Regions from separate parts of the Homo sapiens genome. Here region 1 is linked to region 2. Evidence: chromatin loops called from intact Hi-C (ENCODE). Cell type or tissue: mammary epithelial cell. All regions are shown on one strand. Each heading gives the region's core, and the rest is flanking DNA. Links, peaks and the distances in the headings are about the cores only. Region 1 has its middle 38 kb from the start of PPFIA2. Region 2 overlaps PPFIA2 (PPFI scaffold protein A2).

Region 1 (15,816 bases), core at 3,736-11,735, 150 kb before region 2:
CTCCATTAATTCAGTCGTGTTACCAGGGTATGCTTAAGTCTATAAAGATTAAATATAAAAATGCTTTATTGAACAGCATGCTAGCAGCAGTAAACAGAGGCATGGATGTGGAAGATTTTTTCAAAATGAGTTTAGCATATAAGGGGCTGTATAGGCTGCTGCAAACATTTGGAACACGGTGACTAAAGACACAGTTGTGTGCAGGCCTAACACAATCTCTGGTTTGTGACTATGTTCAGTGATGATGATGAATAAGGTGGTGACTTTGAAGGATTCCATATTTCAAGTGAGAAAAAAAATGCTGTCTGACCTCTTCAGATATGCAAAAAAATATACCTACAGGGTCCCTCAGTAAGCTGGAAGAAGTGAATATTGAAGTTTTTAACATCAATAATAAAGCTCCAGTTGTTCTTTCATTGGCTGATGGTGAAATTGCTAAAATGGTTCTGAATCAAAGTGATCATGATAATAGTGATGATGAAGATGACATTGTTAACACTGCAAAGAAAAGTGCCTATAATGTGTGATGAGCTTATTGAAGGACTAGAGCAGTGTGCCTTTATAACAGGTTAAGAAATCATGTCATTTTATAAAATCAAAAGAGAATTCTAAGACAAAAACTCTTGTTAATGTGGCAGATGACACATTTTAAAAAGCTACCCAGTAGAATGCTAGACATCCCTAGAAGACTCACTTCCCGGTCCTTCAACTCCTTCTGATGTTTCCACTCACCTAAAACAATAAAATACAATATGTGGTAGCCTTTTAATCAAAACACAGCATCGTAGGTAGAGGCTGAAAGCCTGCCGTTGTTTGTTGTTGGTGTTAACAGCTGCTATTCTTGTGATGCTACTGCACTGCTTAGTTACCCTGAACACATTATTTTCTCACTGTATTAATGGTGTGTCTTATTTTTTACTGCTAAGTGCTTATGACACTTATGTGTGATTAAGTGTAATAACATTATTGCTTTTCAATAGCATAAAAATTCAGAGTCAAGGGTAATGGTGATACCAATCAACCACAGATTGTCGACATGGGTGGCTGAGATAGTGACACTTTTGCTTTCTGATGGTTGAATGTACACAAACTTTGTTTCATGCAAAAAGCGATTAAAATATTGCATAGAATTGTCTTTAGGCTCTGTGTATAAGGTGTACATAAAACATAAATTTATTTTTTGTTTAAACTTGGGTACCATTTCCAAAGTACCTCATTATTCATATTTAAATATTCCCAAATCTGAAAAGAAAATCTGAAATTCAAAACATTCCTGGTCCTAAGAATTTTGGATTAGGGATACTCAGCCCATATAGTGCATATATATCAGAATTTGTTATGTAGAAATTTAAGAAGGTAAGTTTTGTAAGGTACTCAATACAGAGCCTAGTGCATAGTAAACATTCAAGAGTGCCTACTAGTCGTTGTTATTATTATTATTAACATGGTCATGGCTTAGCCAAACATTAGGTGTATGGCCTTGGATAAGTCATTTGTCAGCTCTGTGTCTCAGTTTATTCCTGTATAAAATGGTATTAATAGGAGCAACTGAATTAGTTAATAAATGAAAATTTGAAGAGTCATTCCTATCACTTACAGTCTGAGTAAACATAAATTCTTCATATTATTTATTAAAGAATTGCTTTCACTAACCTATCTTCCACATTTGAGAGTCTCACTCTTTCAGTTGTGGAGTCATGTTTGTTTACAGGTGGGTAGAGAAAACCTGGATAAGCTGATGTTGTGTTTCTGTGTCTTCCAGCCTGTCATATCCCTTTTGTCACTACACTATTCATGCCAAACAGTGATGCCCAGCTCTCATAAACCAACAGGGAAAAAAAATCCCTGTTAGATGGCCTCTTTACTCAACTCACTCAAACAGTACTTGGTGATAAAGGGGCTTCTGTAATTCTGCATGCTTCCCTGGGGAAAATTCCTATTTCCACTTGTGTGCAAGTTTGTTTCTACATTTTAGAAAGTTGCTTTGTTTGTGATGATGACTCCCAGCCAAACACCTGATGGGGCTCAGTTTACAGAATTCAAGCTCTAAATTTAGGTTAGATACAGGGGAGGAACAATGAATGCAGAATCAAGACCAGAAGAAACAAATAATAGTCTAAATTTTATATACAAATTTTCTTCAGAAATGTTCAGACCAATTTATACAATTGGATTCAGATAAACATTATGTTGATAACTTTTCTTAAGCACATCTCACTTTAAAATTATAATCATATTAATATTTGCTCTCAACAAAAATATCCTAGGATGGATGTTATTAATCCCATTGTGAATTTGAAGAAACAAAAGCTAAGTTAAATAGTTTAGAAAAAGTAAGACATAAGAAGGGAGAAGATCAGGACTTAAATCTTTGCCAAATCTCATCACCCAAACAGCAGGTGGATGTGCCGATATGCATTAAATCCCTTTCCAAACGTTAAACATGTAAGTTGTTTCTAATATCTGGCTATTAAAAGTAATGGCACAATGAATAGATCAGTGCATTAATCTTTTTTATTGCCTCTAAATAGATAGAATACTAGGAAGGGACACACTAGGTCCAAAGGGTATGTAATATTTTTAAATTTTTTTTTTAGGACATGAGATGAAATTGCTTCCCAGAAAAAAGCAGGAATGAGTGCCAAATTTGTGTATTTTCACCCACATTATCATTCTTTAATCTTTGAGAATTTGATAGGTAATATAAAGTGTTAATTTACATAATTACATTAAAATGAGATTGAAAACTATTGTTTCTTAGCCATTTATATTTATTCTATGAATTTTCTACTAGTATATATATTTTTTTAAAAAATTGGAGATATTAGTGGGATTTTAGCAATTGATTTGTGGGCACTCTTCATAGATTAAAACATCTTTTTGACTCTGACATATTATTGCATTTCCCTTGGTTAGTTTTTGCTTTTAAATTTGTTTATGGTGGTTTTGTTGTTTTTAATAGGTAATTATGTCTAATACATATAATAAAATGTACATTTTCCCGTTATAAATTATCTTTTTATTTTTGGCTTTTCTCCTTCCCCGTAATCACATTCACATGTTTACTTTTAAGCCATCTAACCCTTTTGCAGTTATATACCTCACATATAATTCTTCAAACTTCTTGGTATTATTATAGAATAATAAGGTTAGGATATAAATTTATCTTTTCTCAGAAAGCTAAAAATGTTAACTATTTTAACTCTGTTATATATAGATCTTCTCTTGTCGCTTTTTTTAGACCTTTTAAACCTCTAATAGGTATTATCCTGTCCTTTTCATTTTGCATTTTTGTACTATTTTTGTAAATGTTAGCATTATTTTAGTTTCCGTCATTGTCTGTGAGGAAACTGATGATCCTATAAAGATAAATGGTGAACTGCATCATGGAGTTGATACGCGGTATGGCGGAGACTGGATTAAACCCAAATTTTCAAGCTCTAAATGCTGTATAGTTATCATCATGCTGATCTTGCCTGTTTTATTTTTCCTCCTTTTTTTCTCTTCCTCTTAGTTCAGATAGCATATTTTTTTCTTATATTTTAGTGATAACACATAGTAAATGCTGTCTGACATCTTCTTACATCTCCAGTGGTGCTATATTTCTAGAGTAAACTTTCTGGTATATTTTTAAGGGAATGTCCCCATTATGTTTATGTAGTCTTTTCATTAGCCTAAGGCCACTTCCACGGCTCAATACCCCTGCCGGTTTCCTTACTCTGGAATAATAAGTGCTCTCTTCCAGTAGTTTGCTGTGCAGCACAGATAAGATGTGTGTTTTCCCTTTGTAATCTCTCACGGTACACCTGGATGCTGCCAGAACACCCCTCTCAGATCTTCAGCTTGAGGACAGTTCAATGTGCAAAGTCTTTGCCAAATTTCCATTTTCTGGCAGCCTTTAGCTAATGCAGTTCTGCAAGATTAAGGAATGATCTCTTATCCTTCTCGTTTTTGCCTGTTCTTTCAACTCTGAAGGCTGGAATTTTTTCCCCTGAACATTTGGAAATAAACGGTATTTCATTTGCCAGCCTCAGAATCACTGCCCCAGTTTACAGTGGCGTTCCTATCCCAGGGCTGGCTTCCTTATTTGGAAATGTTCTCACTGGGGCAAGCTACATTACTGAGTGCTTAGCCTCTAGGTCAAATGCTAAAAGCACAGAGGGGGCTAGTAATGACATGAAACTGAAGAAAGCAGGTTCACTGTTTTGGTGCAAATCCTGTCTTTCTGAGGTCACTGTACAGTGGGACTGTACCAGAACCTTATACTCGTGATCTTCCTATGTGGCTGTGTTTGGTTTACTTCTCAAAATATGGGGCAGGTCAGAGTATTTGCTGAATCTGGCACATCTGTGTGTAGCAGAGGAAATTATTCCCAGAATGTGGCAAATCACAATCAGTACTCTCTCTTCTACAGCCCTGGAAATTTATATGCTTGTGATTTCATGAGTAATTTGAGTATTGGAGGTGAATGAGTCTATCATTGGGAACTGTTAGTCATCAACATAAGACAAAAGCCACAAACTTGTTTAAAAATTCTACTATCACACAAACTTGGAAAATTTATACACTTGTGGCACATCACATCCACCCCTCTTCCTGAAAATGCCTGTTTTGTAGCACATGATTTCAGGGAAGTTAACGGAAAAGATCTTTCCGTTCCCTTGTCTTCAGGCTTTGTACTATTTCTGTATCTCTTTCTCTTTGCAGAAACCAGCACTGTGAAGCAATTGTGAGACACATAATAAGTGGTTTTAAGTTGTTTCTAATTCGATTTTCTTCTCTTACTGTTTTGCTCCATAGTTTCCATCCACTCCTTCTTCGTTGCTATGCGTTTCTTCATGAGAAGCCAGACAAAAGTTACGCTAGCTCTGAAAAAGGACTGAATTATTTTGTATTTCTTCTTCTACTTCAGTTATTTTTAAGAACCGCACATAATAAAGTCCAGTGCTTCTTATCTTGAATCAACAACTTTTTGTTCAAGAGTATTTTCTACTTTGTTTCTTCCTCCTCATGCAAACATGGTTGTGCAATTACCAGTACAGACAATTTCTCATAACTTACAGGGCAAATTGTTACAGGTAGTTTCAAAGACTTGTCCATAGCTGAAAACATGATACATCAGTGGTAGAGCCCAAAGTGGATATAAGGATGTTAATCTTATGTGCTTATAGTTTAAAATTCTAATATGCCCACTGTCTCATTGGGGGTTACTATTATTCATAAATAATAATTATAAACTAATATGAAATATATTTTTGGTGAACTATGATATCGTATAAATTCTTCATAAATCTAATAAAATGTTACCTTGATTATGTTCACTTTTATAACAATTAAGAGGAGTAATTGAGACAATAAATATAAAGTGGTTAGCAGTGCCTGGCACATAGTAAGTGCTAAATAAGACTTCATTATCATTATGTATTAAGTGGCTAATAGGTGTCAACTGAGCTGCTCTTCACTTCACAGCTAAGGAAGGCTTTATAGCAAATCATTTAATTATCTAAATTTCTTTTTGGCTTTTATATATTCCTTGTGTCTATTTTATCTACCTAGTATCATTTCATTTACAGTGTAATTTAAATTGCAGTATATCATTAAGTAATTTAGAATTTACATATTAGAGAGTGCTGGGTTTTTCTTCATCTATTTAATTTCCTCTAGTTGTATGCTTCACTGAAATGGCCAGGTCCAGAGTTCTATTTGTTGAAAAGCAAAAAAACACACTCTCATAAGTCTACTTGTGACTGTTTGCCATAGCCTATGCTTTAAAAAAGTTTAAAAATAAAGAAAAAATACTTTAAAAATGTTTTTATGCCCTAATATTTTTTACACAGTGAGTATATAAGAAGGAACCCTGTGATTGAAAATAAGCAACTACAAAAGGAAGACAGGCAGTTACATAGATGACTGCCACAGGATGGGTCAGGAAGGCAGACAGACACAGTCACTACAGCAGCAAAATACTCTTCAGGTCACTACATGTGACCGGGGTAACATGTTGGGGGAGGTCTGTATGTTTAAAATGGAAGACAGTAATGATCCATTTCACAGATACAGTAAGGGTTTTGTTGTTGTTGCTGTTGTTGTTTTAAAATGAAGAGTTCCTAACAAGTTACCTGTAGAAAACTATTGGGCTGTGTCTCCCTTAGCAGCCTAGGGTGAAACTGATCACCGCAGTGATGTTTACTTTGTGTTCACAGATGTCATATTTACGGTTATGGCTGGGATGCCCAGAAACAGATCCTTCTCTTCATTGTCTTCAAAGATAGGACTTTCTGATACTATGTTCCTTGCTTACAGGATGGCAGCAGTAGTTAATCCTCTCATTTTTCCAAAGTTAGCCTTCTGCTCCTTCTGGGTGATTGTTATGTTGGTCCCTGTTCTTCCTTTGTTCCAGGTAAATAATTGGGAAATGAGAAGAAATTGAAAGTATGTGGTTTTATTTATCATCATTCTAGGCTTTCTGTCTACTCAATGTCCTCTTCTGCCCCAATATAAAGCAAAGCCCAAGTCAGAAGAGGTATTATATCTGGACAGGAAGTGAGAAAAATCAGAGCGGCATAATGTGTAGGATTTGACATATCCCTTGAGGGGAAGCAGAGGCCCAGTTTTCTTTGAGAAGGAAAGGCTGAACCAGCCAGAAACACCCACTTTCTGCATTGTCTGGCTGCCGGCTGCCTGCGAAATGCAGATGGAAAAGCTTGATTGCTTTCAGGAAGAAGCAGCTTCTCCCCAGGTATCCACGCTTACCTGTGGTTAATCAATCTTTCTTCAGTACCTCATGTTTCTATTTTCCTGCTCCGTCTTGCGTCCCCCTGTAAAGAGATTCTCAGTTATCTGTAGTTCAAACCCACTAAGGTGTGATCTGATAGTGTTTTAAGGGAAAGGTTTTCAGAGTAGGTGTGTGTGACAAGAGGCTAAGAGAGAACTTGAAGCTACTTAAACACTTTATGTTTAATTAGGACTGCCATCGGTTACTCGTTAAAGAAACTTGCCTATCTAGTTTAACCAAATAGTGGTATAGGTGTAATTGTGCCATCTAATATAGTGACCACTAGCCACATGTGACTATTTAAATTTAAATTTAAAAATACATTCAGCATTTATTCCTCAGTCTCACTAGCTGCATTTCAACTGCTCTGTATGTGGCTAGTGGCTACTGTATCGGGTGGCACACAATATTGCAGGAAGTTGCGTTGAGCAGCATTAGATGTGGGCAGTCACATGCTGGTGACACTCAAGGTACTTCTAGATTCTTACCAGGTTATTCGTTATGTACAGATGTCCAAGAATCCTCAGCTCAAAGTGACTGTTCCTTCTCCAGGCCTCATGTCAATGCTCCACGCAGGAAAGAGGGAAAGAGCAACAAAAAGATGATGACAGCTCATTCCCTTCCCACTTTCTGTTTTTCAGGAAAATAATAACTTATTCAGAGTTCCCAACTGTTAAATTACTTCTTATAGCACATGAAACGAAAATCGGTTGCATGGCTTTCCCCAACTGGGAGAAGGACTGGGGTAAGTGAATATGTTTAATTGGCACATGGCTACTACAAACAAAGTCAGAGTTGTGTTGGAAGACAGAAGGGAGGAATCAAAATTGAGTAGGTAACATCAGAATCTGAAACACATGGGATACCTTTTTTATAGCATCAGTTTGCGCTTAATTTAAAATATGTGCTTTGAATTTTTGGTAAGTAAATTTTAAGTAACTTAAAACGGTGCATATTTAAAGAAACAGGGATATGCTGTACAGTAGAATATTTCCAAATTACAAATTTTTGGTAAAACATGATGATACAAAGAAATGTTGTCCCTTGGCAGGGCCAATTTAATATATACCTCCACATACTGTTAGGGTACTTAGCCTTCTTTTGCCACTAGGGGGATTTGGGTTTAATAGTTTGAAGGAAAAACATACATTAGGTGCTTCTTTTATTAGAACAGTTCTCATTTTCATGGGCGGCTCTAGGCAACTGGTAAGTCTTCAGGGTCTCAAGGAATAATGAGATCTCTCACACTGTTAGAGCTGAGGAGCTTTTGGTTGTTTTGGGTCGTGTGAGTTTTACAGCTTTTTGCAATGCCTCAGATAAAACCAAAACAATTGTGTATAAAAGGTATATTAGTGCCTCATCTGCCTTACACAGCTCTTTAAACTCTTCCTAAGATCTTCTTAAAATGAAAAACTGGGTTTGGATTTCTTAATGTGATGGTGGTGGAGAGAAAGCATCAATCTAATTTTTCTGCTTTCTAATTTTTCAAAGTATACTTTCAAAATGTGAATATCCACTTACAAGTGAGTTTGCTTTGAAAGTACTATGGTATATTTGTCCTATAGTAGGATTCTTTGGCAGTGGGGACTCCTTAATGAACATAGACATAGGCTTACTGTACCACAGGGGTGGCCCCCTCAAGAAAGGTTTTAGTAGAGGTTAACTATGATTTTGCAGAATAAATGACCAATAATAGTGTATCGATTTTCCATAATTGCCCTGACCTTCTCTCCCACATCCCAATATTTTTAATAAAACAAAATGGGATTTTGATACATCTTGATTCTTTGATGCATCCATCCTAAAATTTGCAAATTAGCCACAAATATTAAAGACAGAAGTAGCCTTACACTTTTTCTTTGTGGGTAATTTTTTAATCTTTAATTTAATGGTTTTAAATATGTAATATTTAACATTCCTCCAGTTATACCATTGTGTTTTATAGCTAGGACACACTCCGATGTGCTTATGTGTTACTATGCTCATCATCCTTCACAAAAGCAAGAAAAATAAAATGAAATAAAAAAGACTCTACTGTTTCCTTTACAATTACTTATAAAGTCAGATTAATATGAGAGCATAGATAAACACAGCCAAATGTAAATTTTCAGATAGGGCTCACAGCAACAAGTGAATAAATTGATATGCATATGTCTTCGACACAGAAAACCAAGGCAGCAGACTTTATATTTGGTTTTGCTGGAATGACAAGATTGGAAAGAAATGTAAAAGATTATTAAATAAATTTTTGAACCTTTTAAAACCAAACTATATTGTACATATAAAAGAAAGCAAGTCATACTATACTGCCTGATTTACTATTAAAAGGTAAACACATTTTTATAACTACTACCTGTATCAGAATATGAGAGACCCGGTGTCTCGAGAAGCCTCTCTCATGCCTCCTCCTAGCGTTGCCTCTCCACAGGTAATTACTATTCTGAATTGCATAATCATGAACTAGGTTTGTCAATTTTTTTGCATTTTATAGGAATGGACTCATACATATAGTACGTGTTGTTTTGTGCCTGGATTATTTCGATCAACACAGCACAACTGAGATTTATCCATGTTGTATGTAGCACTGATGCAGGTTATTTCTTCTTGATCACTTTGCAAGCCAGAAACCCCTGGTCAGTGATGCCCTGCCCAGGCCTCACTTAGCCATGCTGGCGTGCCCCAGCTCACCTGTGTTATAGCTTGTACCTGCATTTGGCAGTTCCCGAACTCTTGTACTGTGCCCAAGAAGAATGAGGATATGCTGGACACTGAAGGGTGAGGAGGGCCGAGAAAAATTTTATTGAGTGACAGAACAGCTCTCAGCAGAGACGGGATGCAGCATGGTACGGGAGGGAATCCCCTACCCAAAGATGGGAAAGTCCCCCTCTATGGCTGGATCTGGGGTCTTTTATGGGCTCAGAATGGGGTGTGTGTGTGCTGACTGGTTTGTGAGTATGCAAAAAGGGTTAAAGCGAATAAACCACTCAAAGATGTACATGACAGTGTAGAAAACCAATTAGGAAAGAGTAGGTATATGTAAAATAGGTGAAGGGTGGAGATCAATCAGAGGAAAGAGGAGAAGTTCTCAATTCAGTCCAAGGGTTTAACTTGTAGCTTGATTTTCAGGCTTTAAACTGTCTTTGGCTTGGTGGTGAGGTTTCACTGGGGACCCGCCCCTGTCTGCCTAGGCATTTGGCTGCCTCCTGTCAGTATCAGTAGTGATTTGTTCTTTTTCATTGATGTGCAGTTCTCCATTTTAAGGATGTAACATTGTTTACCTTTCTACTGCTGATGGTTGAGTTGTTTCCAATTTAGAGTTCTTATTAAGAGTGCTGCTTTGAATATGTAGCACTAATCTCACATTACAAATTTCTGTTCACTTTTTAATTTTATGTGTATACTTTAGAGTGGAACAGTGGAGATGCAAGGTATAGCTGACTATAGTCAGCTTGTTAGATACTGCCAGTTTTCCAAGGAGATTATAACAGTTTATGCATCATCATCAGTGTTTGAGAGTTGAAGTTATATTCCTTGCCCTCACCAACACTTTTCATTGTTGGCTATCTAAGCCATGCTTTTGAGTGTAAGATAGTATCTCATTGTTAATCTGCTTTTCCCTGATCATTTGGAATATGCAACAGCTCTTCATATTCTTAAAGGCCATTTGTAATTTCCTCTTTTGTGGAGAGATGTTTTGTCATTAGTCTCCTTTTCTAAAAGGGTCATCTATCATTTTCTTGGTAGATTTTTTTTTTTTTGAATTTTAAAATATTCTGAACATCAGTTATCTTTTAGAAATAAATATTACAAATATCATCTATCTGAAGCTTGGCTTTATATTCTTTAAATCTTTTTTTATAAATAAATGTTATTAAAATTTATTGAAGATGTGGAAACATTGCTACCATGCAGCAGAACTTAATAAAGATTCCTGTAAGAAATTTTATATCTCATTCATCAGTATTTCTGAGGTTTTTGTTTTGTTCTGTTTTTGTTTTTATTTTTTGTTTAACCAATCTGTGCCCATAAATTTCTATAAATCTGTCCTATAAATTCATTTTTCTCTCCTGTTCAAATGCTTAAACATTTTTGTTTTCAGATAATTATTTTATATGTAAGTTAAAATGGCTTATTTGTAATATAAAAATATTTACTGTTTCAAGCCGCAATAAGGAACATGCTTTATTTGCTGAGCTGGCTGATAAGAATGAGGAAATTTGCAAGACTCTGGAGGTCGATGGATAACTGAATTATGTTATAAAAAGAAACCATGAAACAATGAAGGCTGGCTGACAGGTTCTAGAGTTTGAAAAGCTGTAGCTTTAAATGTTGGAGATGCCTGTAGGAAAGAGAAAGTTAGGTGAAAAGGGTGGAACAGAAAGTGCTTAGATTTTTATTAATTTCTGCTGTATGGCTACAGTGAATCTCCCAATAAAGTCTACATTGCAAGCTGTTGCTTCCTAGAATTGTATCTAATTTAGGGGAAAATGTGCAAAAATTTCTGAAGATGATGCATGATGGGCACAAGTAAGTACAAACGTGATCATGAGGACCCCATCACATCTGTGAAATCCACAATTCTAACATATCTACACAGTGCAATTTTCAAGTGCATTTTCAGTTAATTATAGAAAAATCATTTATTATTCTTTATGATATCATACTTTACAACGAAAAGTTAGCCCAATTATTTTAACTGTTTTTTCTCACTTTAATAACATTTATTTAAATTTTCTATGTGCCTTTTATTTCAGAAGTTGATATAGTCTTGCAGCAATATATTTATTAGAATAAATAAAGTGATATCATATTTTCAACATGCTATAATTCTCTAAATTGTGGCCATGTAAGAATTATGCCAGAATATATCCAAACTGGGTTAGTCATTTTTCTCTTTTTGCTACAACAAATTGATGTTATTGTTTAGATTTACATTAATAATAGAGAGAGTAAATTGCCATCTTGTGTTTACAAAGTAGGTTTTGTTTTATTTGACATATTTTAGCCATGCCCTTGGTTTTTCCTCTCACTAACATAATTTGGCTGGGGGAATCTAGTTTTTATTGTTTCCAGAAAAATGAATACTGGTAAGAATTGATAGTAATATTGATAATTGCCTGCCTTAAATGTTGACATGTATTACTGAAAAAAAAAACGAATACTGCACCCTCAGAAGGATACTACTGGTGATATTACTCACATTCAAAAACTGTATTTATTGCCGTATACCACTAGATTTTCTTCTCCTGCTTCATTCTCTGTTTTCTCTCCTGTAGTGTTAGAAAGTAATAAAATTCACTAGACTACTATTCTTGACAAACCAATCCTGCCCTGACAAAAGAAAGACCTTAGAATAAAACCAATCCTGCCCTGACAAAAGAAAGACATTAGAATAAAATTTCTATAAAAAGAATTTCAAGACTTCTACAATTTTGACTGCATGCAAAATTCACGTAACATTTACATTCACAAAGGTTGTCCACGTTGTTATTATCATGGGTGAGAACTAATCTAATTAGAAAGAGTGCCAATGCCCCTGCAGGTGGAGAAGGGGTAAGATGATTGACACAGAGATTTTGAGTGTCAAAAGTAGAGTGCTGATGTAATACTTTGTTTAGACTTTCAACAAAGGTTTTCAAAATCAAGAACTTTAGATGTTGTTAACTCAGACATTTTGTAAAATGACAGATAACTTATTCTGTGTGGGATCTTCTAACCAAAAAATTAATTTTTGCCTTTGGCTGGCTGTCAAGGGCTGATTAGGTAGTATAGAAGTTGAATAATAAAGGAGTTATTTTTTAAATAGAGGAATTTTTGTCTACCACGTTCCAGCAGGAAAAAGAAAAAGAGGACAGGCACGGTGGCTCACGCCTGTAATCCCAGCACTTTGGGAGGCCGAGGTGGGTGGATCATGAGGTCAGGAGTTCAAGAACAGCCTGTCCAGCATTGTGAAACCCCGTCTCTACTAAAAATACAAAAACCAAAAAAATTAGCCAGGCATGGTGGCGCATGCCTGTAATCCCAGCTACTCAGGAGGCTGAGGCAGGAAAATTGCTTGAATCTGGAAGGCGGTGGTTGCAGTGAGCTGAGATGCTGTCAGTGACTCCCAGGATGGAGTCACTGCATTCCAGCCTGGGCGACACAGCAAGACTCCCTCTCAAAAAAAAAAAAAAGAAAAGAAAAAGAAAATTCTACCCTATTGCAAGTGGGATTAAGGATTTTTTTTTTCCTAATGGATTACACAGGAAATCAGGCACAATGCTCTATAAACATGTAGGAAATGTGTTTTGAGCACCTCTATTATACAGTATGAACCGAGGACTTCAGGGAAATTCTTTATACATGCTGCCTTCCATGTGTCTATGGAAAAAAAAAAAAAAAAACCACAACCTAAAATTCCTGATAAGCATTGGTATCTCCTGTTGGAAAAGTTATTCTGCATTCAAGGAAGATGGCTTCAAGATTTTTTTACTTCTTCCATTAGCCTGGAGACAATGATTAGGTGACAATTATCTTTGTTCTTATTTCTCCTCAATTTCCTTATAAATTGGTGTGTAAGTTCAGCAAGCTTATTATTATTAATACTTGTTCTGTATATTTTACTGAATTATGGGAAATGTGTCACATAAGAGCAATATGCAGTGTGCACAGTTCTGCTGAATGTTTTTCCTGCCATCTGTCTCGATTCTTGTCTTTGCTTCTCCTACCTTGCTCTAATAATCAAGCAAATAAAGCAAACAGAGAAAGCAGCAGCAAACTCGGTAGTTTTTCTTTCATCCTCTTGTTGATAATGTTTATTTTGACATCAAATATCGTCAACACTAATACAGATTACTAGGAGGCAGTATGTTGTGCTGTGGGGGTAGAGGGCTTTGTAGCCAAGGGTTTGAATCCTGGCTTTGCCACTTACTCAGAAAAGTGGAATTAGACAAGTCATGTACTTCTCTGTGACTTAGTTTCCCTTATATAAGATAATGATAATAATACTTAGCGTAAGGTGCTGTGTAATTAGAGATAATGTTCTTAGAACATAGCAGGCATGATTTAAATGATAGCTAGAAATCAAAAGAAAAATCTACAATCTCTTTCCTTAAGTAGCTTGGTATATAATGGGAGATATATGGAACAAAGAAAATAATTCAATATATTAGTATATAATTTTTCCAAATGATTAATCAGGATAATCAGTGCTAGAGAATTTTAGAAGCCAAGTGAAAGATTCAGTACCATTCATAAACTAGTGCCCTTTTCTCAGCCAAAAGCACCACAGTGAAATCATTGTCTTAGGCAGTTCCCCTTAACAGCAGTTGCTGCAATACACCAGGAGTGGCTATTGGAGGTTAGAAAGCTATTGCAAAAATTTAACAACAAGCTGGAATTGTACAGACAGATAATGCTGTTCACATTGGAATTAAAAGCACTTAAGGACTGAAGGGAGCAAGCAGCACAAATAGGTAATTCGCTCACCAAATGCTAAACAGAGATAAGCATAATGTTTTTCCATAGATAGATAGGTAGCATCATTGATTTGAAATAAATTAAATTGCATTGAGCTGCTTATTAATCCAGAGAAAACCAATTGGAGCTATGAATAAGAATCTTTCCAAATTATTTCCCTAGCCACTTCACACCCTGGTGCTAGTGTTGAATTTAATAAAACAGGACCAAAGAAGCTGTGGCAATTGAAGCCTGTAGCTTAGCTGCAGAGCTGAGAAAGGGTATACGCAGCTTTATCCAGGCTGTTTCACAAAGGATATATAATATCCACAGAAAGAACCTCAGGATTTGCTCCCTTCTAACACCCTAGCCCTCCCCCGACTCAAGGCCTCCTACATTCACAGATATAGAAAAGATATATATTCTAATGCCCAACAGAGTAAAAATAATAGCTGTATTATTCTATATTTGCATAATACTTTATAATTATCAAAGTGCAGTGATACATATTTTCAGTAAGTTTCTATTGGCTCTTTCCTATATTTCCAAATATATACTTTAAATATGTATTTCATTTTCTCAAAAGTTGCAATCTCTGTGTATTAAATTGAAAAAAGAGGCCAGGTGCAGTGGCTCACACCTGTAATCCCAGCACTTTGGGAGGCTGAGGTGGGCGGATCACCTGAGGTCGAGAGTTCGAGACCAGCCTGACCAACAGGGAGAAACCCTGTCTCTACTAAAAATACAAAATTACTTGGGCATGGTGGTGCATGCCTGTAATCCCAGCTACTTGGGAGGCTGAGGCAGGTGTATCGCTTGAATCCGGGAGGCGGAGGTTGCAGTGAGCCGAGCTCACCCCATTGCACTCCAGCCTGGGCAACAAGAGTGAAAAAAAAAAAAAGGAAAAAGAATTTTAAGAATGTCTCTATTGTCAAATCATTTTAGATGAATGATGGGAATACAAAAAAGGTGGTCAGAATAATTCTATCTTTTGGAAATATTTTGTTTAAAGAACCAAAATGAAGTATTTGACATAGAGCCTTGAAGGTTCCGGGCAATAAGAAAAAACAGGAAATATGTCCTCAGTTCAGCCTCTTGAGTGCATCAGTTTAGTATTAATATGGTTATATAAGTCTTCACAGAAAGGGATTGGAGTTTCCAGAACTCTAAACTCAAACATTCAGAATAAAAAGTATTATCTGGGTATTAAAAGTGACCCTTACATGGTGTGTTCGAGGTCATATGCCCAAGTCAGCAAATGTGAACTGCTCATTATCAACTCTAATAAATATGAGCCCTGCAAGTCACAGTTTCTATCCCCCAGCAGTCCTGACAAGGAGATAAATAATTGTAAATCAAATGTGGATTTTTCACTTCTTCTATTATAAGAAATCAGTGGTAAAACATAATAGGCCCCAAACAAGTTAACTAGTAGGATAGCCTTTTAGTGTATGTGTGGCAGAGGATGTCAGCGAAGTAAAAGCATCAAAACATATAGTATAGATAGAAAGTTCAGAGATAAAAAGCTCTGAAAATCAATTTTTAAGTCCCTTAAAAGCATGCACATTCCAAAGCAATGATTTTTGAACATTCAGTTAATACTA
Region 2 (15,816 bases), core at 7,347-15,346:
CCATTGGCCAAAAAATAATTCAAGTACAAATAAGAATTTTTTTGATTCATTTTGAGATACTACATATTGACACATGTGGAAGGCAGTTAAAACCCAACTTAGAGAGAAATTTATAATATATTTTTAAAAATATGTATTAGAAAAATAAAGGCTAAAAATCAATTATATAAACATTTAATCTAAGAACCTAGGGAAAAACAAGTAAATAAAACCTAAAATATATAGAAAAAAATAATGGTGTTAGTAGCAGAAATTAATAAAATATATTGGAATATTTAATATAGAGGATAAAGGCAAAAGTTGATTTTTGGGGGAAAATTAACATTGACAACTCTCTGGCGGGTTCATCAAATAAACAAGTGAGAAGGTGCAGATAAACAATAGCAGAACTCAGTAAGAGTATATCACTATAGGTCCTACAGACAATCAAAGATAAGACGATATTTTCAACAGAATTTATACTGATGAATCTAAAATTGTGGATGAAATGGACAAATTCCTAGAAAAACACACTTCAACCAAGTTAATTCAAGAAATAAAAAATTCAGGTGATACTTCACATAAAAGAAAAAATCTTCAATTAAAAATCTCCTCTCACAAAGAAAACTTCAGGACCAAATGGCTTCACCAGTGAATTCTACAATCATTTAAGGAAGGAATTATACCACCTATTAAAAGCTCTAACAGACAGTTAAAAAGAAGAAGCGCTTCCCAAGTTGTTTTATTAGGTGTATTCATTTTCTATTGCTGCGTAACAAATTGACGCAACCTTAATGACTTAAAATAACAATCTCAGTTTCTGGGAGTCAGAAGTCTGGGAACATCTTAGATGAATCCTCTGCTTAGTGTTTAATGGACTGCAATTAAGGTGCTGGTGTGGCTGCTTTCTGATCTGGAGCTTACGGTCTCCTTTGGAGCTCATGTTTATTTTATAATTAGTTAATTAAATGAAGCAATACACAGAATATGACCTCAGGAGATAGTTGGGTTTATTCCATAAATGCTAGGTCTATATACTCATTATATAGCCAGAAAAACATGCTAGGAGGAAGACTTATGAAGCAATTCTTTTTGTTTTGTTCTTCTGTGCAGAAATTTAATTCTATAAACAAATCACCAAGATCCATACATCGTTGATAGTAATTAGTTAGGATTTTATGTTAGTAGGCTTTTAAAATAGTGATCAAGTGTCTCGCAGTTTTTACTTACAATTATGTTTTGTTTATTTTACATTTGTTAATATTGGGACTTACTATCTCTCAGCCTAAGAAAAAAAATCAGTATAAAATAGATGTTTTTTTCAACATCTTATATAATACAAGGTGTTATCACTCTGTATCTTTTCTTTACATTTACATTATTTTCTCATTTTATTATTATTTTTTAAATCCACAGATTTTTTAAATTTTTTTCTTCTTCGCTAGTACTTTTCATTCTACAGATGATTTTTTTTTAATTTTTTTCCATTCCTTGAATACTCCAGTTGTTTACTGGCTTTTTTTGAGTATATGCCATGACAGTTAAATTAAGAAATGTTCCCATATTCTTAGCTGATAACACAAAGTATATACACTTATACGCACATATTACTATATTTATATGTTTACTCATATCTATATTTAGTATGTATTCACATATACATATATTATATACAAACTATGCCACTGAAATGATACTTGTTTGGCTGGCATTGTGAAGGAAACAGCAGGGAGCTATGATGAAGAAAGGAAGGAAATCAAGGAAGACTTCTCTGAGGAAGTGATTTTCAGAAGATGGACCATCTGAAGATCAGGGAGATGAAATAGCAGAAGAAATGCAGTGGGTTAAATATTGTCCCCTCAAAATTTATATCCACCTAGAACCTCAGAATGTGACCTTATTTGGTAATATGATTTTTATAGATGCCATTAGTTAAAGATCTTGAAATCAACCTGGATTTAGGTTGGGCCCTAAATCTAATGACTGGTGCAGGAGAATGCCATCTGAAATGGAGACAGAGATTGGAGTGATACCTCTACAATCTATGGAATGCCAAGGATTGCTAACAACCACCAGAATCTGGGAGGGAGGCATGGAAGAGATCCTCTTTTGGAGCTTTTAGAAGGAAACAAATCTACTGACAACTTGGTTTTGGATGTCTGGGATCCATTTGTGGTAATTTGCTACAGCACCACTAAGATACTAAGACAAGGAACAAAGGATCTAACTGTGACAGAAATGTAGTGAGCTAAAGGCAAAGTGGCATAAAATGGTATTGGAGTGAGAGGCAACAGCTAATCATGCTAGGTCCTGTAGGAGTCTGGATTTTATTCCAAGTACTATGGAAAATGATGGAAGTGGAAGTACTATGGAATTACATGACAAGATTTATGTTTTAAAAATATTATGCTGGTTGCTCTTAAAATTAAGTGAAATAGAACAAGGACTGAACCAAAAAGAATCTGGTAAAGGGCTAGGCTAATACAGGAGTTCAGGTAAGTGGTGGGAGTTTGGTTTAGGGTCATAGCAGTAGGGAAGTGAATTGGGTTGAGATATATTATGAAGTTAGAATTGGGGACTTGCTGATGGGTTGGATTCGTATATTGAGGAAAATTAAAGATGGCTCCTAAGTCTGGGGAACTACTGGATAGATGCTCATGACATTTACCAAAACAGAGAACATAAGAAAGATTTGGGTGGGGTTGGGAGTGGGAAGAAAAGGGCAATGTTCTTTAGTTTGGCGTAGGTGAATTCTTCATATGGATTGAGATGTAAATTTCAGGGATAACAGTATGTAAATAATATATAATGATATGGGAATAGTGAGACCATCTACAAAGAGCAAGTAGAAAGATGGGAGGAAAGAAATCTAAGACCAAACCAACAATGAAGCAAATTAGAGGAAAAATGTGCAGTAAAGGACACTAAATAACTAGCTGTCAGGAAGAAAATGTATGAATCTTATATTACAGAAGGAAAGACGGGGAGGTGGGGAACCACATTCTATTGCCCCACAGTAATTGATATAACTGATTTATTTTTATGTAAATGAGGATTAATTAGTCAAATGACTGCATTCAGGACTTTCTACCTAATTAATATCTTAGGGAAAATTTTCCTCAGCAATACATTCTGAGTAGCTCTCTGAGATTTCTGGGTCTTTAGTCTTTGTGTTGTTTTTTTTACTATGTAAGATGAGATGGAAATGAAATTCTGAAGCAAATCGCCAATGATAACTTTGTAAGGCCACAATTATAGTTCACACTGCTTTTTATAGCTTCATGAGCCGAAAACCTCAATGGTATTCTGTTTTAAATTTTGCAGCCAGTTTATCTAGTATGACTTTTTAAAAATAGCATTTATATGTAAAATCCAAGTGAAGAGTGAAGAAGGCTATAAACAAATAGCCAATTTCAAATTTGGCTCATCTCCAAGGTAGAACTGGTCTTTCACAGTCATCCTACTTTTAGACTCATAGAAATGTAGAACTAGAAAAGATCTTACAGACTGTATAACTGTATACCTTACTTTACAAATAAAGAAATCAACGTTCAGAAAGAGCAAATAACCTGCCTACGGTCGCATCTTGTTATTGGCAGAAATGGAATTAAGATCACTAGTTTTCTTTTGGCTGGTCAAAACTGTCAACTGTGGAAACTCCTCTTTGTAATTAATCACAAGGGGATGCTATCTTCAAAAGCCAATAATACCAAAGGAAAGAACAAAACAGATAATATTTCTTGAATATTGTGGTTATGTGAGATAGGAATGAAGTCCTAAGAAATGACCCAAGAGTTTAATTCCAATTTTATCACTTATGAGCTCTTTGATTTTAGACAAGCCACTTATTCTCACAGAGCATCAGTTTTCTCATCTGTAAGAATAAACTTGCATTTCACTGTTATGTGAGGATTTGTGATAATCTTTTGGTAACTATAATGAAGACTTTAAGACTCTTGTAGCATTCAGTCATAACACCACTGAAGTAACACAATTTTGAATCATTACATCAGAAGCTGACCTTGAGGGAAAGAGTCAAGTAGAGGGAAAGAGAGAGTAGTAAGAAAAGAAAAGACAAAAAGAAAATAGCATGTTTAAGTTTTGGTCATGTAAGTGTAATACAATACAGATACATTGACTTTCAACTATTTACTCAAATTTTTTTGAAAAAAAAAGTTTTGTTAATGTTTCTGCCTGCAGGAAGAATAAATCTCTGTTTTACATCTTAATAGATTAGAACAGTTTTTCCATCTCTCTTGGTTTTTACCCATGTTACTGCTCTCATTTATCTCCCAGCTCCTTGGGGGAACTTAAACCTTCAGATATTCCTTTTCCCTCCAGCAGTCTCTTCCTTTCCATTAACTCACTTTTCTCTGCTTTGGAATGTCCCCTATGCTGAAGATCCTTTTATGAAACTATAATATCCTCCCAGTTGGGGTCTACAGCTTTACTATATAGCCAGATTCCTCAAATTAGTACATTATATCTCCTACTACAGTCTCTCAACTATGATTCCCTCCATTTTATGTGAAAAGATTTTTAACCTCCATCTAAAACAGAATGCTTGAAAATTATATCTGTATCTGTAATAATTGAATCCAGTGACCTAATTTCATTCTTCACTTCTCTTGCCCTCTCCGTAGAATTTAAAACTGTTCTATTTCTGCCTGGAGACTCCTTTCTCCCACTGTATTCAGTGAGCTTGTCTTGAAATTCAGTCTTTGGCCATATGTTTCTCTTCGTTCCTACCTACATTTTTACGGTGGTCAAGAACAATCATAGCTTCCACTGCAGGTAGCTAAATCTAAAATCTCTGGCTTCAGGCCAAATATTTCTTTTGATTCTTAATCTTCCACTTGGAATTAAAGAGGAAAAAATTGATTATTTGAGAAATATTGCATAGGTTTCTAAACTTCAACCCGTGCCTACCCTGCAACCTCAGCAATCTAGTTTTACCTCCCTAAACTAATCTAGTTTTACCTCCCTAAATTATACATTTAATTTCATTCCCTTGCTCCAGAACATTCTCTTTCTCTTATTTCCTATAGGATATAAGTCTATACATGGTAGATTTGCTCTTATGCATTAGGGATTTTATTTGAAAGCCTTAAGAAAAAAATGAAAAATACTCAAATTATTTTTGAAAATCCTTTAGAAAGAAGGCATGTTAAAGACTAATAGTACAAGTTATCCGGTATATTTAATTTTTTTACTCAGGTACAATAGAGAAAGAGTACAATCCACATTTTTAAAAATACACAATTTTGCTGGGCTCGGTGGCTCACGCCTGTAATCCCAGCACTTTGGGAGGCCGAGGTGGGCAGATCACGAGGTCAGGAGATCGAGACCATCCTGGCTAACCCGGTGAAGCCCCGTCTCTACTAAAAATACAAAAAATTAGCTGGGTGCAGTGGCGGGCGCCTGTAGTCCCAGCTACTGGGGAGGCTGAGGCAGGAGAATGGCGTGAATCTGGAAGGCGGAGCTTGCAGTGAGCCAAGATCGCACCACTGCACTCCAGCCTGGGCAACAGAGCAAGACTCCGTCTCAGGAAAAAAAAAAAACAAAAACAAAAACATAATTTGATTAGTTTTGAAAAATGTATGTAGTTCTTTAATCACCATGACAATCAATATATGGAACATTCCCATGGCCCTAAAAATTTCCCTGGGCCCCTTTTGAGTCAGACTATACTGACACTAATACCATATCAACCATTGATCTACTTTTTGTCATGATAGTTTTGACAATTCTGGAATTTTATATCAAAGGAATCACACAATATGACTTATTTCACTTAGCACAATGCTTTTAAGATTCTTCTATGGTTTTGCGGTATCAGTAGTGTAAAATAGTTCCTCTTTATTGTTGAATAGTTTTCTGTTATATACATATACCGCAGTTTGTTTATCCAGTTGCCATTTGATAGATATTAAGGCCATTTCTAATTTTCAGATATTATGAACAAATCTGCTCTAAATATTCAAATATATATTAAAACCTCTTGAGCAGATACCTACAAGTAGAATTTCTATGTTTTCCAATGAGTGCATATTTAACTTTGTAAGAAAATGGCATACATTTGCCAAAATGAAATGTCATTTGGCATCATCAACAATAATGTATGAGAATTCTAAATTGATCCACAACCTCAGCAGCACTTGGTATTGTCACTCCTAATTTTAGTCATTTTAGTGGATATGTCATATCTTATTCAGTTTGCACTTTCCATTTCTTGTTAAGTAATGACATTGAACATGTGGTCATGCATTTATTGGCTGTCTATATGCCCATTAAAGTTACTTTTTAATCTTCTTGTTATGGAGGTTTCAGAGTTCTTTTATGTAGTGAGTGGACAAAGCCATTATCAGATATGTGTTTTATAAATATTTTATCTGAATCTGTTGCATGCCTTTTTATTTATTCTAACAGTGCCTTTCAAAGAGCAATTTTAATTTTGATTAAGTCCAATTTATTTTTTTCCTTGTTTTTGAGGCCTATATAGAAATTTTTCTCTAAATAAAGGTGACAAAGATTTTGTCCTGCTTTTTCTTTTAGAATCTATGAATTTAGCTCTCACATTTAGACTTATGATCTGTGAATGATTAATTTTTGTGTATGGCATGTAAATATTTTTTCTCATATGGCTAGCCAATTGTTCTAGTTATATTTCTTTAAAAAAAAACTATGATTTCTTCCTTAAATTACCATAGTATTTTGCCAAAATCAAGTGACCATATATGTTTTGGTCTGTTTTGGACTCTCTTCTTTTCCATTGATCTGTAAGTCTATCTTTTTGCCAATAATAGAGTCATTATTACTGCAATTTTATACTAATCCTTGAAAGAGCTACAATTTTGTTCTTATTTTTCCTTATTGTTTTACTTAATAAAGGCCTTCACGTTCTGAGTAAATTTTAGAATCAGCTTGTCAATTTCTACATAAACAAAAAAAGAAAAAACCCTGCATGAGAGTCACCGAGATTACATAGGATATATAAATCAATTTAAGGAGAATTGATATCTTACCCATATTTAATCTCCTGATCCATGAATATGGAATATCCTCTCATTTATTTAGGTCTTTTAAAATTTTCTCAAAATTGTTTTAATATTTTAATTTCCATTTTTTGTTGATAGTGTATCAACTTACTATTGATTTTTTATATTAACTTTGTATCATGCAATCTTACTGTATACACTATTAGTTCTAATAGCTTTTTTTACATAGATGAATGTCAGCTGTGAAATTTTATACTTTGTTGTGTTTCATTTCATTTTAATAATTTTCCCCTTTTAAACTGAGCAAGTTCTTTTCTATTCCTAGTTTTCTAAAAGTTTTTTTGTATGTATGAATTGATTTTAATTTTATTAATTTGTCTTTCTTGCTTTTTATTGATTGAGAAAATAATGTGATTTTTCTTTTCCAGTGAATTGTATACATTGATTTCAGTTGTTGAACTAACCTTACTCCTTTACTAAAACATAATGGGTCATGAGATATTATACTTTTTCTGTAATTCTGGATAAAATTATATTCTATATTTATAGAGTTCTAGATTGAGTTTTTTTTTTCCTTTTGGTTAAGTGTTGCTCCCTTGTCTTCTAGCTTTCAATGCTTCTGACAAGAAGCCTCCTTTAATTTTTAATCATAGTTCCTCTTTTTCTCTTGATGATGTCTTCAAGATTTTATATATATATAATATATATTATATTATATATGTTATATATTATATTATATATTATATATACTATATATTTTATAGTATATATAATATATATTATATTATATGTATATTATATATATATATATATTTGAGACAGAGTCTTGCTCTGTTGACCAGGCTGGAGTGTAGTGGCACGATCTTGGCTCACTGCAAGCTCCACCACCCCGGTTCACGCCATTCTCCTGCCTCAGCCTCCTGAGTAGCTGGGACTACAAGCACCCGCCACCACGCCCGGCTAATTTTTTGTACTTTTAGTAGAGACAGGGTTTCACCATGTTAGCCAGGATGGTCTCGATCTCCTGACCTCGTGATCTGCTCACCTCGACCTCCCAAAGTGCTGGGATTACAGGCGTGAGCCACCGCACCCAGCCATATTTGGTTTTTAATAATTTTACTACGATTTTTCTGGTTACGCTTTTCCTCTTATCATTCTTAGAATTCTCTGAACTTTTTGAATGTATGATTTGTTCTTTTTTCATTATTTTTGGAAAATATATTTGCATATAAGACCATTTGATACTGTCTTACAGCTTTTAGATGTTCTGTTTTCTGTTTTTCCATTTTGTTTCTCAATATGCTTCAGTGTGGATAACTCCTATTAACCCATTTTCAAGTTCACTGATCTTTCCTCTACTATGTCTGGTCTGCTACTAAGCCCAATTAAGGGAATGTTTAAATCTCTGATAATTAATTTTTAATTTCTGGTATTTGTATTTGATTCTTTTATTTATAGTTTCCAAATTTGTGTTGAAATTCCCCATTTGTTTATACACGCTCCCCCCCCCTTTTTTTTTAACCAGTTCCTTCAAATTATCCATAATTTTTAATTTCATATCTCTGCCTGAAAGTGTCATCATCCTGAATTTCTATGTTTCTGGTTCTATGGACTATTTTGTTGCTTTACACTAGAACTTTTTTTCCTTCCTCCTTTTCTCCCTGCTTCCCTCCCCCCACCTTCATCTCCTTCCCTTCCTTCTTTCATTCCTTCCCTCCTTCCTTCCATACCAAACATTGCATTGGTTAAAAAACACAGAAGACACTGAGGTAAATATTTGTATTCCTGAATGTCCACTCCCCTTTATCTCACAGGCCAGTAACTTGGAGTTTGAGTTAGCAGAAAGTAGTTGAGCTTGATTTGGGCTTTAGTGTCACTATGGACACATTCAGTGAAACACAGGCTTAAAATTCTTCCTTTTATGGACTGCGCCTATGTTATAATTTGTATGAGTATTGCAATGTCAGAGGGTTTGTCAAAATGTTCCTCTTCCATTTTTAACTTTCAGAAGACTTTGCATGACTGTGTTGAAAGAGGAGTGAGGGCTTTCTCTTTGCATTCCTGTGCCTTCCCTAGCAATAGACTATTGTGGCTTCCTACTTACTGCCAGTCTCATGGTAGGAGCAAAGGAAAGGGGAGATTGGAACTTCATAGTTCTCCTCCAGCCCCAGTCTTATGCTGGCTCTCTGCACCAAACCTCAGCACTGGGTCTTTCTTCATTTCCCTTCCTGTTCTCTAGAGGGTCTAGGGTGCAATCAAGTTTTCTAGCCCTCCTTCAAGACAGCTGACCTCTGCCTTGAATGATTGGGTGTTTCTACAGGCTGATTTCCTGCCTTTCCCCTGTAGCAATATACTATATCATTGTAGAATTCTGGAATTAAGTTGGTGTCTTACTCCTCCCTCAGTAGCAGATGGCTTTTCCTACTGTAAAGGGCTGGTTGGAGGAGTAAGACTTCTATACCTTTCTTCATGGCAGCTGACCTTGGCCTAGGAGGAAGGGGTAAGAGTGTCTCCTGTCTCTTTGCCAGTGCAGCCAATCTTTGCCTGCGTCTTATGGAAGGGTTTCCTGTCTCTCTCCCATGGGCAGATGGCTTTGGTTATCAAAGCAGGACTAAATGTTGGATGCTAGACAGGATCTTGCCCTTCCTCTAGCAGCAGATTGTCTTGTTCTCTTTTCCTACCTGTCTCCAGGAGTAGCTGAACCCCTCTTGTAAAAGAGCTGGTGTCCAAGCAGGTGCAGACTTCCCTTGGAATGGTGCCCTCAGGAATTCTGACTTCTCATGATAGCCCACGCTAGGTCTTAAGAATTTTTAAAATGTTACTTGCCTCCCTACTACCCACTTTTATGGCTGCTTTCACTTGGCTCCATGTTCTGCTGATAATTAAACAGTTTGTGTGTCCTGTCTTTCCTCAAAGGAACTTGTCAACCTTTGGAATTTTGTTCATCTCAGAGGGACGTCTTAAGTACTCAGCTTTCTGAATGTTTAAGAAAAAAATAATACTTTTCAGAATTACCTACCTCTTTCTCATTTTTAGCCTGGGATCAATATTCCCTTCACACTTTTTACATCCGAAGTAGAAATAAAACTCTTATCTATTTTTTTTCAGTATTGGTGCATATTATTCTTCCTTTAGGTGGTTACCAGAAAAATAATTTGGTTTATGCTGAGGGGTGGTGTAAGCAAATCATGTAAAATATTGAACATTAAGTTGGGCCTCAGCAGGGTGAGATGTAAAACTGTATGAGTCTTGAAGGAACTGAGGGACCAGACAGTCAGGAAATATAATATTTGAAAAATATGATGAGTAAAATTAATACCACTATTCAATTTCTTTTTAAAAGTTCCTTCTTTCTCTTTCTTCTCCTTCCTTCCTTCCTTCCTTCTCTCTTTCCCTTTATCTCTCTTTCTTTATTTCCTTTTCCTTCTGAATACCTAAATTCAGGTTAAAAAAGTGTGCTTAGTATATGACTCCTCTGTACTTAGTTTAATATTAGAAGGTTTAAATATAGTATTTCTATGTTATATTCTAGCTTTTCTTTATTTCCAGAGAAGAATTTCTGTTCCAGCCAAAATTTTATTTTTACTATTCCTCCCTTTGTGTTTTTGTTTATGGCTACTATGCATTTTCTGAACTTTTAAAACCTCTAAATTCTTAATAACTGAAATTGCTACCAAAATGTTTTATACTTTTAGCATTTAAAAAATAAAAATCAAATGAAAATAAGTTTTCAGTAATAAATGCATTTTCACTGCTCATTTAGCGACTTAAAATCATGCTCAATCTGTATCATCATTGAGCACTATGCTTACATAGAACAAAACTGCTTCCTGTTGTAATTTTTAAATAAAGAGCACCACCTTGTGGGAACACATGCTTAACCATGTTACAGAAAATGGAAAACAAATATTAACAGAATAATAATGTTTTAAATTACTGACAGTTTATTTATTTTAAATTAGTATAGAAAGAAAGCACCATACTACTTCTGAAGAAAAAACTAAAAAGGTAGAAAATAGAATTTGAAAATTTTGTCAGTTTTTCATGTTATGACTCAATACAAGTCTGCAATATTGTACTTGCTAATGATTACTTTTTTATAAGTATTAATTATCTTAGAACTAAGATTTAGCTTAAAATAACAGAGCTATCAGGAACTATGAATATGACCTAATCTAGAAAAGCTTTATTTTAAAAATAAGGAATCCAAACTTAAGGGGATATATTTAGTGTGTTCACCAACTTACATATAACCAGCGATGTGATAGCTATATTCATGTAAACATCATTTCTATTTGCCTGAGTGAGTCTTGATGGATTTTCAGACAATAGAATATAGTAATGCATCATTTACCCATACTGAGGTATAGATTATCTAGCAAAAGTAAATTTTATCATAATGTAAAAGGTATAATACAACACACTACTGTATCCTTAAAAATGATTATTTTTATAGAATCTTTCTGTGGTGTATTATCTGTATTTTTAACAGCATATGTTTAATGCACATAACATTTTATGGAATTTAATTCAAAAAAACTTGACATTTTTGTTGGTCAAGGTGCTGGTTCTTTTAAATGTTTCCCATTTGACATCAATTCATCTCAGTTTGCTTTCGAAAATTGGGGAAAAGTTTGTTGCTATTCCTCTTTTAATGGGAAGCTCAGAACTGGAAAACAGCCCTTCCCCAAACAGAAAAGGAACATTGATTTTATCTCTTTTAAAATCACTCTATGCTTTAGAATGCCAAATTACCTTACTACTTGAAGACCTCAAGTCATATCACTCTTCTACGACAAAATCGCAGAATAATAAAATATTTTATAATGAAATTATATATTGTTTTAAACATGGGATTTTGTTGAGCCAGATTTTCCCCACCTGATTTTGATAACCTACCTTCAGGTGACTCCAAATTCAGTTACTCAGTCTGATAAGAAACCATCTCACTGTCACATCATCCAACCTGTATATCGTTATTTTTTCCCAAGATCCATAACTCAAATAATCCTGCCCACCAGGATTGATTGGTTATAACAATATTTATCTCTCTATTCTTATTACCAAATGTAATTCAAGTAAACATTCTACTTCGACTTATTTTCATTCATAATTTGTTGCATCTAATGAAAGTATTCCAGAGTCTAAAGAACTAGAAGCTGTAGACTTATTGGACTTTGTGTAATTACTAGAAATCATTATGCAGGATAATTAATAGAAATTATAGGGAAGGTGTCTGCAAAAGTATTTTAGTGGTTGAGGGGTCTTTGGTGTTTATTTTTCAGTTTCTTGATGTCTATTGAAAACCTATCCTTCAGAGAGATATGTGACAGTTATTCTGAATGAGTTTCAAATCATAATCCCTTTGACTTTTAACCAACTGAATTGAGTGTTGAATGATAGTATATTTTATTTTTATAATGATATTTTAAGTAATTTGGATATATATGTTTTAAGAATAAAATGAATATATTTATGAAATATATATACACATATAACATATATGTAAAATATATACGTGTATATATAACATGTAATAATAAATGTCATAGATATATACACTATATAAAATATATATTATATACACATAAGAGATATATAATTTATATATGTGTGTATATTACATATATTATTACATATGTTATATATACACATTTTTTACATTTGTGTGTATATAACATAAATATGTTCATTTCATTCTTACAACACATATGTAATACATGTTATATATGTATGTAATACATACATACATATACATGTATGTAATACATACATACATATACATGTATGTATATAATACATACATACATATACATGTATGTATATAATACATACATACATATACATGTATGTATATAATACATACATACATATACATGTATGTATATAATAGATACATACATGTATGTATATAATAGATACATACATGTATGTATATAATAGATATATAGTATCTATTATGTGTGTGTATATATATATTACATATATTATTATACTTTTATAATAAGGGGCAATGCTTGTTTTATATCCATTGTCCCTTATTGTAACACTGTACTAAGGACATTACACAGCATTCTTTAGTACAATAGTTGCAACATGGAAGGAACTGCATATATTTTCAGTTTTTATTAACATTATTATTAACATTCCAAGAAAATTCTTTTGTTACAAATAGGAACATAGGAGGGTGATAAGTTTTCTGACAGATGTAAAAGCTAAGGCCAGAGAGATAAAATAACTGCATAAAATCTTACATAACTCTGCATAGAAGTTGTTCTATAACTGGAGCTAATCTGCTATTTTTCCTACTTTTTTGTTTTACCTCTTTAACTTTCAGATATGTAAGCTTTTGTGTGTATATATGTGTATAAGTCTTATTATAACAGAGTCTTTGAGATAAAATATATATAATTGAAATCATATAGTTGAAATATCAATACATTTATCTATCACCTATCTATACATGTATATATCTACATATATATAACAATGATATAAATCATTGAAATCATCTCCATTATTTGATACTGCAAGCCTTGGATAACTAGAATTGTGTCATATGATAGGATAAAATATTCAATGAATTTAATCAGTAACACATGAATGCAAGAATATGAAAGTGTTAAAATATAGTATGCAAGTACAAAAGTGGGAGAATAGTAAGAAGTTCAGTTTGACTAGAGCAGAGTTTTCCTGAATGGATAAGCTACACTTTGATGCATAATAAGACACCCTGACACTTAGTTCTCCTTAGACACTTAGTGTTTTAAAATAGTAAATATTCATTTCACCTATGATTCTATGGGGTGGGAATTTGAGGTTGGCTCTACAGGGCAGTTCTGCTGATGTGGGCAAGGCTCAGGTGAACTTGGCTGGGCTTGTTTATATGACTGTGGTCAGTTGTCAGATCAAGGAACCTGGCTGTTCTAAAATGGTTCAGCTGAGACGACTCATCATATTGTGGGGTCCTTCATCCCCCAACAGGCTGGACCAGGTGTCTTCAATAGGCAGCAGTGGCCCGTGGCTCCAGACTGAGAGCAGTGGCATGAAAATCTATTGAGACACAGATTCAGAACTCATACAGCCTCACTTCTGGGGCATTCTTTGGGCCACAGTCAATCACCGGACAGGTTAGATTCAAGGTGTGCGTACCTTGGCAATGGGCAGATCAGTAAAGAACTGTGGTCACTTTTGTAATTTGCTGTAATCTGAATTGTGGCCATGGAAGTGGAAATGCTACATATGGTGAGATAATAATCAATGAGATTTGGAATCTATGAAATAAGTGACAAAGGGAGAAAAGCCTAGTTAAATTATTTTAACTAGGTGACTTAGTTAATGAGAAATAATAAAATTTATGTGGTTAAATACTTGCGGTGAAGTTGACCTTGATTAAAACCCATTCCAGACTATATTTAACACCTGTTATATATTTCAAAATAGCTGGAAGAGAAGATTTGAAATGTTCCCAACACAAAGAAATGAAAAGCGTTTGAGGTTATGGATATCCTTAATTGCCCTGATTTGAGCATTACACATTATGTACATGTATAAAAATACCACATGTATCCTATAAATATGTGCAATTATGTATCAATAAAGAATCGATTTCATTTTATCACCAATTCCCTTCCCTAAAAACTAGGCTTATGCAAACAACTTAATTTTTTTTAAGGTCTCATGTGTTTCTTCATTTGCAAAAAAAAACTGTAAATGATGGTTGCTAGCTCATTGGGTGATTAGGAGCATTATGAAATAATGCAAGCAAAATAAATAACTATGTACTTAATGTTCTAGGGGCTCAAAATGGCATGAGTTTATTATTTTTAGGATTTATATTTTCTTGGTAGTATTGTGAATAGTATCCTGGTTATAACAAAAGCACATCTCAGAAGGAAAAACTCGCTTGAAATTAATTCTGTTTTCGACAAAGTTTAATTGTACTGTCAATGGAAATGGATGATGGGGCACTAGAAAATTTAAACTGGAGTTTTAGATAGAAGTCATAGATAAAGATCCCCATATCAAGAAGATAGTTGAAAAGTTGTGAATAAAGAAAATATGGAGCAAAAGTCTGTGCAAGGAAAAGAGCAAGCAGCCAAAACTAAATATTGAGGAATTTTGAAAATTAAATTATGATTATTTGGCAAGTGTGATTAGATACGTAGGATAAGACGATATTTTGTTGTTGTTTGTCGTTCTGAGTTTTGGCTCATCCTGTTTCTAGTCACTCCTATCATCACCAACTGTTAGAATCTTATTCCTCTACAGACTTCTTTTGTATCTCCTGCTTTCTGTGTTTGATTATCACATTGCAATGTATCGTATAGGTAAAGAACTCTTCAGGGAGTATTTTCACTGAATAACAATAAGATGCAGGATTCATAATATAAATCACTCCAAAATTTTATGATAGTCCTTCAAATGTTACACAGACATTAAATTTAGATACATATACACACATGTTTATGTATAATCATACTCATATTTGAGGGTCATTAAATACAGCTAAGTTTTCCGAAACTTCAAATATTTCAAAAACTAACACTCCTTCCTCATAAGTGAGTATACACGTAGCACTAGCAGGTATAAATAATAATTTCAATTTATATAAGAAATTTTGGCATCTTCTGCTGCCTTCAAAAGCAAACTTATATTCATTTTATTAGGGTGATGTGTTTTGCTTCTTAAATGGAGATTCTTTCCTGTATGGCTCACCATAGGGCAGAGGTTGTCTAGATTATCAACAACCTTGTCCTCACGTATATAATTTAGTATTGCGATATCAATGCAAATTCTACAGTGAAATATTATATCGTTATTTTCAGTCCTATTCAAA

The links. Hi-C counts contacts between places; a loop is a spot of excess contacts. Peaks named below come from ENCODE experiments on the same cell type or tissue, not always from the same donor. Only the 100,000 strongest peaks of a DNase experiment are listed, where the experiment ranks them.
Region 1: a loop joins it to region 2, with 2.8 times the contacts of the local background. A loop is called at or near these places in 14 of 110 quality-filtered maps.

What each region holds. Positions count from the first base shown.
Region 1 is chr12:81,789,350-81,805,165 of GRCh38, reverse strand. No RefSeq gene overlaps it. Among named protein-coding and RNA genes, the nearest start is that of PPFIA2, 38 kb to the right of the region's middle. In mammary epithelial cell, for the core only: a CTCF peak has its summit at 7,888 (motif pointing right); no DNase peak of the experiment used is centred there.
Region 2 is chr12:81,639,737-81,655,552 of GRCh38, reverse strand. The region is part of intron 4 of PPFIA2 (PPFI scaffold protein A2); the gene reads left to right. Among named protein-coding and RNA genes, the nearest start is that of PPFIA2, 110 kb to the left of the region's middle. In mammary epithelial cell, for the core only: a CTCF peak has its summit at 10,826 (motif pointing left); no DNase peak of the experiment used is centred there.